2 separate regions of the Homo sapiens genome follow, and region 2 is linked to region 1. A link is a contact called in ENCODE Hi-C or POLR2A ChIA-PET data. All regions are on one chromosome and are shown on one strand. Each heading gives the region's core, a stretch centred on a gene start or an enhancer-like site at or near the end of the contact. The rest is flanking DNA. Distances are from core to core; before and after follow the strand shown.

Evidence for each region. A loop is a pair of places that touch in the nucleus more often than their neighbours do. ChIA-PET counts read pairs that join two places held with the same protein, here RNA polymerase II (POLR2A). Pooled maps may share reads with other maps.
Region 2: a pooled map shows a loop between it and region 1 (3-fold over the local background). The contact joins two enhancer-like sites. A Hi-C loop is called at or near these places in 1 of 168 maps with a recorded cell type or tissue (PC-9) and 2 of 50 pooled maps. POLR2A ChIA-PET finds 5 or more read pairs at or near these places in 1 of 52 experiments (naive thymus-derived CD4-positive, alpha-beta T cell).

Annotation. Positions count from the first base shown.
Region 1 is chr1:12,147,833-12,153,229 of GRCh38, forward strand. No RefSeq gene overlaps it. Among named protein-coding and RNA genes, the nearest start is that of MIR7846, 16 kb to the right of the region's middle. RefSeq lists an enhancer at 590-719. Within about 2 kb of position 3,064, at least 11 of the 41 ENCODE cell types and tissues checked have a DNase peak (open chromatin) inside an H3K27ac peak, as active enhancers do.
Region 2 is chr1:12,470,942-12,476,338 of GRCh38, forward strand. All of the region lies in intron 67 of VPS13D (vacuolar protein sorting 13 homolog D), which reads left to right. Among named protein-coding and RNA genes, the nearest start is that of SNORA59A, 34 kb to the right of the region's middle. RefSeq lists a silencer at 2,953-3,247. Within about 2 kb of position 2,095, at least 16 of the 41 ENCODE cell types and tissues checked have a DNase peak (open chromatin) inside an H3K27ac peak, as active enhancers do.

The sequences.
Region 1 (5,397 bases), core at 1,814-4,313:
TCGACTAAAAATACAAAAAGTAGCCAGGCATGGTGGCATATGCCTGTGATCCCAGCTACTTGGGAGGCTAAGGTGGGAGAATTGCTTGAACCTGGGAGGCGGAGGTTGCAGTGAGCCGAGATCGTGCCACTGCACTCCAGCCTGGGTGACAGAACGAGACTCTGTCTTCAAAAAAAAAAAGAAAAGGAACTATAAGGCTGAGAGGGACTGTGGAAGTCCAGTCTGGGCACGTATGCCATGTTCAGTAAATGACAGCCATCAAGAGCAGCATCTTAAGAGCTGAGAGTTCGCCTAGGCCGCATTCTTTGTACATCTGGGCTTCCTAATAGAACCCTGGACAGTAGATAGGCTGGGTGGCAGCACTCCCTTTTACAAACTGAGGCTCGGGGAGTGGGGGGGAGCGAAGCAACTGGCCCACTGCCACACAGCTGGGAAGTCCCAGAGCTGGAGTTCAACCCCCAACTTTGTGATTCTAAATCCCTCCCCATGCCCAGGTGGCCTGGCTGCCTCTGTGGTCAGGGGTTGTGTTCATATCGTGGTCATCCCCTGGCACTATGCCTTCTAGATAAGTTTCCTTTCATCTTCAAGTCACCACAACTGAGAGATAGAATAGAGGCTGATTTTATTCCTCCCTTTATGGGAAGGCAGGGACAGTTGCAAGAGGCAGGGTAACCTGCCCAAGGTCAAACTCCAGGCTGGGTGTGGCTTTCTGACTGCTCTGACCGGACAGGAAGGACACAGAGCTAACCCAGCCAGGGCCTCCTTCCTTGACACAGCTTTCCTCAAAGGTGTGTGTGATTTTTTTTTTCTTTCTTTCTTTCTTTCTTTTTTTTTTTTTTTTTTGAGACAGGGTCTTCCTCTGTCACCCAGGCTGGAATGCAGTGGCACAAATACAGCTCACTGTAGCCTCAACTTCCTGGGCTCACGTGATCCTCCTGCTTCAGCCTCCCGAGTAGCTGGGATCACAGGCACGTGCCACCATGACTGGCTAATTTTTTTTTTTCTTTCTTTGTAGAGACAGGTCTCTCTATGTTGCCCAGGCTGGTCTTGAATTCCTGGGCTCAAGCAATCTTCCTACCTTGGCTTCCCAAAGTACTGGATTACAGGCGTGTGATTCTGAGGTCCAGGGAGACTCGGGGCTGGGTTGAGTCCAGGGAATCTCTGGGGGAGAACTGCCTGAGAGTGGAATTGCCCTTTCCATCCCCAGTAACACCTCATATCCTGCTCACTGCCCCACCTGAGGCTCCCTGAAGGAAGACGATCAAGAACAAGCCTCCCATTTTACAGATGGGAAAACTGAGCCCCATAGAGGCAAAGCAGTTTTCCCAGGGTCCCAGCTTGGTGCTGTGTGATGGAGATAGCTCTAACTGTAGCTGTCAGTTGGGGCTGGGGTAGGGGAAAGTCACTGTCTAGTCCAAGGGAGCAGTAAAGATGACATGCTGATTTTCATTCTTCCTTTAAAGAAAAAATTGATGTTAAAAGTAACTGTGGTGAGAGGGTTGGGTTCTTACTTACAAGGCAGCTTTGCAAGAGTAAACAGAGTAGACAAAAATATCCCATCAGCTGGGCTTCTGCAGCTTCACAAGCTACTGATCCGTGCAGTCAGAGGGCCCCAGGTTCAGAAGGGCCCTGGGCTTGGTTTAATGCTCTGCTGTCGCCATCTTGAAAGTGATGAATAATTTTTGGCAAGGGGCCCTGTGTTTTCATTTTTCATGGAGTTCTACAAATTATGTAGCTGATCTTGCATGGGGGCAGGGAAATCGTTAATTCAGAATTCACTTAATGCCAAAGCATTTTACCTCCATTGTCATGTGACCTCAGAGGGACCTTATAGATGAGCACACATGTCCCCATTTTTAAGAAGTGTTAAATGACCAGTAACTGATGTAACTGTTCCAGTCATCTCTTGCTACATAACAAATCACCTCAAAACTTAATAGCTTAAAACAATGGTCATTAATTTTGCTCACAAATCTGCAATGTGGCCTGGACTTAGCAGGGGAGGTGCATCTCGGCTCACATAGTACCAGCGGGGGTGATGAGATGAGCTGGAGAATCCACCTCCAAGAGGGCTGGCAAATTGGTACTGGCTGTCAGTTTCTCTCTGTGGAGCTTCTTGGGCTTCCTCACAGCATGGCTGCTGGGTTCCTGGAGCCAACAACTCCGGGGGCAGGAAGTAGAAACTGCCAGCGTCATAAAATTTGACCCCGGAAACTGGCACTGCATCCCCTTTGCTGCATTCCAGGTAGTCACAGAGCCCAGACTCAAGGGGAGGGGACACAGATCCCACCCCTCATTAGGAGGAGTGTCAAAGAATCTCGAGATCTTATGTGTCAGCAGGAGCACTTCACATACTGTCTCATTTTAGCCTCTCGGTAATTTTGCCATTATTGTCCTTGGAGTTGGCTCAAGGAAGCTACATAACCTGGTGGAATCCCAAGTTCCTCTGGCTGGAATTTGGATCCAAGCTGGTCTGTCTCCAGAGTGTGAGCTCTGGACTGAGCAGCTGACCTGTGCATTCAGGGACCCATACAGTCAGAATGTGGCAGGACTGGAAAGCAAGCTCACATCTGTCTGATTAGAGAACATCTGAGCTTGGTACCCATACAAACTAGGCCCTATCTAGTTTTTAGATAGGGAAATCAAGGCTCTGAGAGGTCTTGCCAGGCCTCTCCTGAGGAAGAGGGCAGGGTCTGGGACCTTCCAGGGCAGGATGGGGCCCCCAACTTGGGTTGCACAGAACCATGTCAGGAAGTCACATAGAGTTGTGGGTAGATTATGCAAGTACAGGCTGTCAGGAGGGATGTTGTTTTTCACTGCAATTACACTTCACTCAGGAAATACAGCTTCTGCACGTACTGAGGGAGGGTTCCTCACCCTGTGCAGAAGACCTCCTGGTGAATACCGGGGCACTCGCTGGGTGACCCTGGGTCCTCTGGGCCAAGTTCATGCATCGAAAGTTCCCTGAGAAGCTCTTTGTGCCCATCTGGGTTGGGCTTTGACAATAGAGTTGAAGAGGCTTTATTCCTGCCATGCATGGAGTCACAGGTTAGTAAGAAAGATGATAAGAGCTGTACTTGAGGCTTTCGTGTGCTCTCACTTAAACCTCACAGTGCACTAGGAAGTAGTTATTACATTACCCCTATGTTACAGATGAGGAAACCAACACGCAGAGTGGCTAAGCCAGTTCCCCAGGGTCACACAGCTGCTAAGTGGCGCAGCTAGGCTTTGAACCCAGGCCACCTGGCTGGAGTCTGCGTCCTCACACACTTGGCCATGCTGCTCCATTGTGGCTCAGGCCGAGGTCACCACTGTGCTGAGGCCCCAGCCCTGAGTCCCAGACCCTGTAGAACACTGTGCAGGCATCCATGGGGCTCAGTGAATGCACAGGGAATGGAATTTGCTCTTGGTTTTTATCCCACCTTTCCTTTCCAAAGCCCAGCTGTGGCCAGGCCTCTCCCTCACAGAACCTTCTATGACTCCCTAGTGCCTACATGCCAATGTCTGCCAATCCAGCTTTGCTGCTACCTCCACAGCTCCCATATCTAAACCTCTCCTGAGACCCGACTGTTTCCGCTCAGTCACCAAATACAGAGGGCATATCCTCATCATGAAATCTCTGCTCAGCGCTCCAACCCCTGAATTTCCAACCTCATCTTTCTCCTCCTCCTCCAAAAACCCTTCCAGGACACCCAGGCCCAGGACCTCCAAGCTCCCACAGCACTGACTGTGAAGGGGGACTGGAGGCCAAGTTCTAGAAGTCTTGCAAAAAATATCTCTGAAGAAATGCATTCATTCATTCATACAGCCACTCATTTAGTCACTCAAGCAACAGATCTGTATGTAACACCTACTATGTGTTGGGCACTGTGCTTGGCGCTGGGGAACACAGTGAAGTGGGGCAGTGGCGGGGATATACAGTACTGCTCTCAGGGAGTCACAGTCCAACTGGGAGACCAACCTAGAGTCTGGTCATGGCCTAGAGCATGATATTTGCTTTGATGGAGAGCAGCTTGGGGTTCATGACCCTAGTGGATGGCACCTAGCCCAGATGGAGGCAGGTCTCTGCTTTCCCCTCTGTAGAATGGGTTTAATAAGAGCACCTACCCCAAAGAGATGTTGTAAGGATTAATTTCATCCATTAATTTGTTCAATAAATATTTGTCAAGCTCAAACTCCGTGCTGGGGTGCTGGGGACACACAGCCCTGCCCTCTGCAGAGTGACAAGAAAGAGTATTTGGGATAACATTGGCTGGTGGTAATTGCTGTAAAGAAAAAAAGAAAGTGGTGTGTAGGCCCTCAGTGTGGTGAGGTGTGTAGCCAGGGCTTGGGGATGTAGCACCTGCTGTACAAAGGTCTGGGAGAATGTAGCGATTCAGGGTGTGCAGGGGGAAGTGAGTAGTTATGATCATGAGTCTGTGGTAGACATCGCCCCATCCTTGCATTTGCATCTCTAGGTTTCTACAGAAGAAAGGGGGCAAGGTGATGGAGAGAATTTCATGGGCGGAAATTGTTCTACAGGAGCTGGGGAGGTAGGCTGGCAGGGCTGAGCCGGCTACTTGGTGGGAGGTTGCAACAGCCTCAGGACGGGTGGAGGACTGCAGGGGAACTGGAGCCCAAGGGGGTTTCCTTCCAGGGTGAAGGGGAAAAGCAAGGCTGGGCACTTTGGGAACTTCTCAGGGAAACCCTCTCCTGTACCCTAGGGGACCTGGGCTCCATTCTGGAAAGGCAGAATACATGACCTCCATCACGTTTTGGGTCTGCACTCATTAAGCACTTACTAGATGCCAGGCACTGTAGAGTCTCCATCTCAGATCCTTACAGCACCCCTGTAAAGCAGAGGCTATTTATCCCCATTCTACAGATGAAGAAATGGAGGCTCAGGGAGGTAAAGTGATTTGTCCAAGGTCATGGTTGCGTACCAGTCAATGGCCTGAACAGAGACTTGAACCCAGGTCTAGGTGATGGCAAAGTTGATGCTATTTCTCCTTTTGATATACCCCAACTGTCTAAAGCAGCCCTTTTTTTTGCTAGGCTTCTTGGTGTTTGAAAATTTACCACTCATTCCTAGGAGCTAAAGGTTCCTGGGTTCCTCCTTGGGGCACATGTCTAGGAGCAGGATCTCGATCTGGTGGCAGAGGGGCAGCAGCTGCTCCGTCTGGCATACAGTAGGTGCTCAGTAAGTCTGCGGGGCAGGCAGGACAAGCCTGGGTTGGAAGGAGGTCCAGTTTCTTGGGAGTGAGAGCCTCAAGACCAACTTCACCTGAAGGACAAATGAGAGGTGGCCGAATCACTGCCAGCTACTTCAAGAAGCCCCTAGGACACTCCAGCCAAGGTGCCTTGGTCCCTTTTCTAAGTCGCCTGCCCACCCTGCCCAAGCTCCTGCGGGGAGTGTGC
Region 2 (5,397 bases), core at 845-3,344, 320 kb after region 1:
GATTTTTTAGTTTTTTTATACCTTAGCTGTATTTAATAAATATTTAGTATCTTCTGTGCAATTAATAAGAACAATGGGGGCCAGGCATGGTGGCTCAAGCCTGTAATCCCAGGACTTTGGGAGGCTGAAGTGGGCAGATCACCTGAGGCCAGAGTTCAAGACTAGCCTGGCCAACATGATGAAATCCTGTCTCCACTAAAAATACAGAAATCAGCTGGGCATAGTGGCACACGCCTGTAGTCCCAGCTACTCAGGAGGCTGAGACATGAGAATCGCTTGAACCTAGGAGGCAGAGGTTGCAGTGAGCCGAAATCATGCCACTGCACTCCAGCCTGGGTGACAGAGTAAGACTCTGTCTCAAAAAAAGAAGAAGAACAGTGTTTAAAAACCTGTTATTTTTACCTGAATTATTTTGCTACGACAAATTTATCTTTCAAATTAGATTTTATCAAAGTAGATATGTATTCACTTTTTTAAGTTGAAGTCTTTCTAAATGTCTAAAACCAAAACACAGTAATCTCCTGCCCTACCTTTCCCTGATTCCTGCTCCCTCAGAGGCAATCACTTTCAACACTTTGGGCTGTTTCTTCAATGTGGAGGTATTTACCTTTATATTTCATAAATAAACCAACTGCTATTTCTTGACATCATTTGACTTCATGTTGTTATACATACATGTTTCCTTTCCCCATTTTTCAGTACAGTTATATGATCCTTTTTGAATAACTTAGTATTCCATTTTTACGTTATTATGACTGTGTAAATAGTATTCCCAGTGAAGCCCCCCACCCAGGTCACTTTGATGATGTTTCCTTTTTAAATGTTGTGCTTTGTTTTTTTCTCCTTGGAGTTAGTAACTGCTCTTTCAGTATTGTCTGCTTTGTTTTCTATATGCACATTCGTAATTTATTCTCAAATGCTTATTTAGTTTCCACATTTTTTTAACCCTGGGCCTAGTAACTCGTTTTTCTTTAAAAAAGAAAAAAAAAATTTTATGTTCCTATTGCTAATTTATCCACAAACACTCTTCTGTATGTGTACAAATGCACTGAGTAATTTATTGGTTTCTAATTAAATTCTCCCTCTTGATGTCCTCTGCTCCCATCTGACTGGTTGTTGTCTAGCTATTTTTGTCTCTAAGCTATTTTTCTATAGTAGTACTATAGCAGTACTATTCTGAGTTTCTTTCTTCCATTTATTTGTTTTGGTCTTTTTCTTTCATGAATAGAGACAGTCCCCAGAGAATCTGGTGATTCTTGACTATCTGTTCTACTCCTCTTTAAAGATGAGGCACTAAAAAGCCAATTGGGAGCTCTTGGTTTGAGGCTGAGGGGGCCTTACTGTGGAATGATCAAGTGGGGACCTGCTGACTCTGGGCTCCTGTTGAGAGGAGCAAAACTGAATGGGGATGAGAGAGGGGACCTGAAGCTCTAACTGCTTCCCATGCAGCCTTTTAACCAATCTTCCTGTTTTCACCTCACTCCAGGCCTATCTGTTTCTCCTTTATGCTCCAGGCCTTCAGAGCTACTTGCTGCCTCCATCTTTCTGAAATGCAGTGGAGGCCACCATCCTAATTAGCTTTCTGCTTTGTGGCTTCCACTCCCTCAAGGCTTACATTTCAGCGCCACGTGTCCATCTGCTTTTCAGCTTCTAAAATATTGTTGACACCTTCTCTTTATCCTTTTGGATTTGTGCCATTTGTATCCCTTTGCTTTCCCTTTAGAGGGGTCTCTGGACTAGATCTGTCATGTTTAATCAGAAGTCCTATAATTTAGACTTTTCACTAATTTGTGTTTCCTTTCTTGGTGTTCTTTCCCCTTTACCCCCAACTAGTGGCTCTGAATTAGTGTGGTTTTATGAAACCCATATCCATTCAGCCATGGTTCTATGTATTATCTCATTTAGGCATCACAGCAGCTTTTGCACAGCATCTGCTCAGGCAGTCTGTGGCTCTTCTTTCCCCGAAAGATTGAGAATACATCTGGTGAGAAGCCGTTGCCAGTCCCAGCCCCTGCTTTGAGTCTGGTATTGGTCTTTAATCTCTCATTCTGTGTGTTGTAAAGAAACAGGTTGTGGAAGGCTCTTGTCAGATCCCAGGAACATGAAAGAAATAGCACACCCTACGGTAGTGACATGGCCCTGTCACCACCCCTCATTGAACCATAAAAGCTATTCAGAGGGGCCAGCAGCTGGGGAGCGACTGTACTTAGATCCTGGGTGCTGATGGGTGTTTTGTAGTTTCCAAGGGAAGTTGCTGAAAGTTTTCTTATCTTGACACTCCAAGGGCAAGAGGTCTTTCTTCAAAGAGAAGCGCTTGTTTCAGAAAAAGATGTGGAAAGGACGTAAAATCACAGGTTCTTCCCCAGTTCTGAAAAAGAAATAGGAAGGGGCAACGTGGCAGTCAGTGTGAAAAGAAACCACGCATTTGCAGGAAGCAAGAAGGGGTTCCGCAGCACTGGCTGCTTCCGGCATCTGCAGTGCGAGGGTAAACAGGCCTACTGGGGAGTCGGTTGGCCCTGGGTTTGAGTCATTGGGCTGCTGCTTGGCTGTGACCTGGAACAAGTTTTTCCCCTCTTAATCTCTCTGAGATGAGATTCCTTTGAGTCATATGCCTACCTCGGTGGGTGGTTACGTGGATTAAATTATATCATGTATATAAAGCACTCAGCCTGGCATGTGGCATGCAGGTAGGGCTCAAGAAATGGTGTCAGTGTGAATATTCTCCCCTGAATGTTGGAATGTTGTGTGAAGGTGAAACAGGGATTGTGTCCCTAGCTCTTACTTAAATTCAACCCTGTCCCCGAATTCTTGCTGACCACCTGCTAGAGTGTGAGGACTAGGAGTTCATGTGCTTGGCTGGGCTTTTGTCCTTCCCATTCTCTTTCTTCACACAAAATGAACAGTTGAACTCAGGCCACCAAACCTGGTTGAGTTGCTGGGTGGAGGGACTCTCCTGGGCTCTGAGCCTTTGTGTGTGGGAACCGCACTGGAAAAGGTGTGCAGAGGCCACGAACTTGCTCTGAACCCACTTGTGAAGAGCAGGTGACCCCAAACTATTGTTAGTGTCTGCTGTAAATGATATGCCTCTGGGTTCGAGCAGAGTTCAGCCAAAAGCCCCACATGACATGGAAATCTGTCCTGGAGCCAGGTTTGTCGGGTAAAAGTTATGTAGCAAATGTCTCCAAACATTGGCATCTGTTGTCTGCCGAGACTAGGACAACCGAGAATGATGGAGTGCTTAAGGAAATTAGGATGGGGCATGCGACCCTGTAACAGCTGATAAACTGTTTCAGGCCACCGTGGCTCATCCAGCTCTTTTGATAAACAGCTTTAAAAGCATTACGTGGTTTGGAAAGCATTCTTCAAAAATGGTTATATTTTCCAGACGCATGACAGTCCACTGTTCAGTATTATTTAAGGGTTTTAAATTGTAGAATCAGATTCCTTTTCAGTGGGGCTCTTGGAACTGTCGAGGGCTGATCTGTCTGACTCCCACCAGGACAATCTCACAACAATATTATTATGTAGGTCGGGGTCCCCTAGGTCTGTTAAAAAAAAAAAAGTTCAGGGCTAAGCGTTTAAGAGGAAAAACTATTTCTTTCATTTCTAGCTAAGTCTGATGGGCCCTTTCAAACACTGCTTTCATCATGCACCTTTTATTTCACGATTTCTGCATAATGAAAATACAAGATCGATAACTGTGGATTATCGTAATGCCTTGAGCCTTTGAAAATGAACATTTTCTAGATTATAAATGTTCCCTTTGTAATTCATTTCAAACTTCATCCTCCCATTTGTCCTAATTCCCGAAATTTAACTGTTGCCTTTTGAGCCTCCTAGGAAATTCTGGGTATCCTTTAGGCAAGGGAGGTAGCTCTTGGGGGAATAGCATTCAGGCCACAGGCAATTCATTTGCGACTTGGGCTCTTCTTAGAACATATGATAAGTACAACGCACTGTAGTGACAGATTTTTTAAAAACCCTATTAAAGCCCAATATACTAATGCAGATTTTTTTTTTTTAAGTTTTAGAGAGATTCATGGGATTTTATTCTTTTTCCCAAAGGCAGTGGTGGAGCTGACAGAGTAGCATGGAGCCTCGTCCTGATGTATTGTGCGGAAGTGGCAGCAGTTCACATTCATTCAGTTTGTCAGCATAGGATCAGTTCCTTCTTGACTCAACTCTCTGTGATCAAAATAAGCTATTGGATGTTCCCTTTGGGTACTGGAAGCAGCTTGGCCCCTTGGCAAGAGAACAGGATTGCAAATCACAAGAGCAGAGCCCTGACTCCAGCTCTGATGCTACTGTGCTTTGTGACCTTGTGCAGACAGCTTTATATCCCCATCTCAGGTCATTCTCCCCCATACAAAGGGGGAGAGGGTCATCCTTGCCCTGGTCATGTCTGCATGGCTGAGGTGAATAACTAGTTGTGTAACTTCCTGGAGGAGTGGCACAGAGGAAGCTCCCTTCCTAGGGCTGGCTCTGCCATCAGGGAGGAAGCTGGATATTAGAATGAAGAAAAAGCCCATGCAGAATATATGGCAGCCCGATAATGGATTCTAAAAATAAAAAAGCACTAGGTTAATCTGCAGCTGTAGTGTACCTAAAGTATTCTTTGGCAGGTTGTGGCCCTAGCCTAATCCCCAGCTGGACTTAGCACCATTTAAGTGAGTTACATCTCATCCCCGCAAGGGATTGAGTCTGTAGCCAATTTGGCCTTGTCACCACTTCAGCCCTCCCTCTGATTTCACCTTTGGGAAAACTACAAAGTGGCCCCAGACATACATAGCAGGCTTGATCACATGGGTGGAGTCTGTCAGGACAGCATACATCAAATAAAATGTCCAGGGAACCTGTTGTAAATAAACCACTTCCCGCATGCTCAGTCATCGTGGAGGTACTTGAATGTTTAGTTTCTTTTAGCTGATGGCCAAGAAATCAATGTTTAAAAAAAAAAAAACAAAAAACAAAAAAACACCTTGACAGAGGCATTTTGTACAAGAATGGTGTGTGGGTGTGAAAAAGTAAATTCCAAAACATATTTCCTTTTAGTTCCCAAACCCATATTAGATGAGTACTTCTTAGCCTTGGCCACAGTGCTAGAGTAAATAGCAGTGTCACATAGCTCGTGGAACAGGCAAACCACAGAATGTACAAGAGAGAAGCGTGCACACCAGTGAGTCTGCTATGGCAGCTCTCTTTGTCCTGGTTTCTACATCTCATTTGTAAGCAACTTGTGTTCCTGCATTTTCAGAGTTTGGCCAGTTTATTTACTTAGAATTGCATGTTCCTGGAATATTGTCATAAAAGTGATCCTGAGATAGAAAAAGTCAACAGGAAGCAGGGGCATTGAGTTTATAAGTTCTCAGTCTGTCTTGGCCCATATTAAAGTCTCAT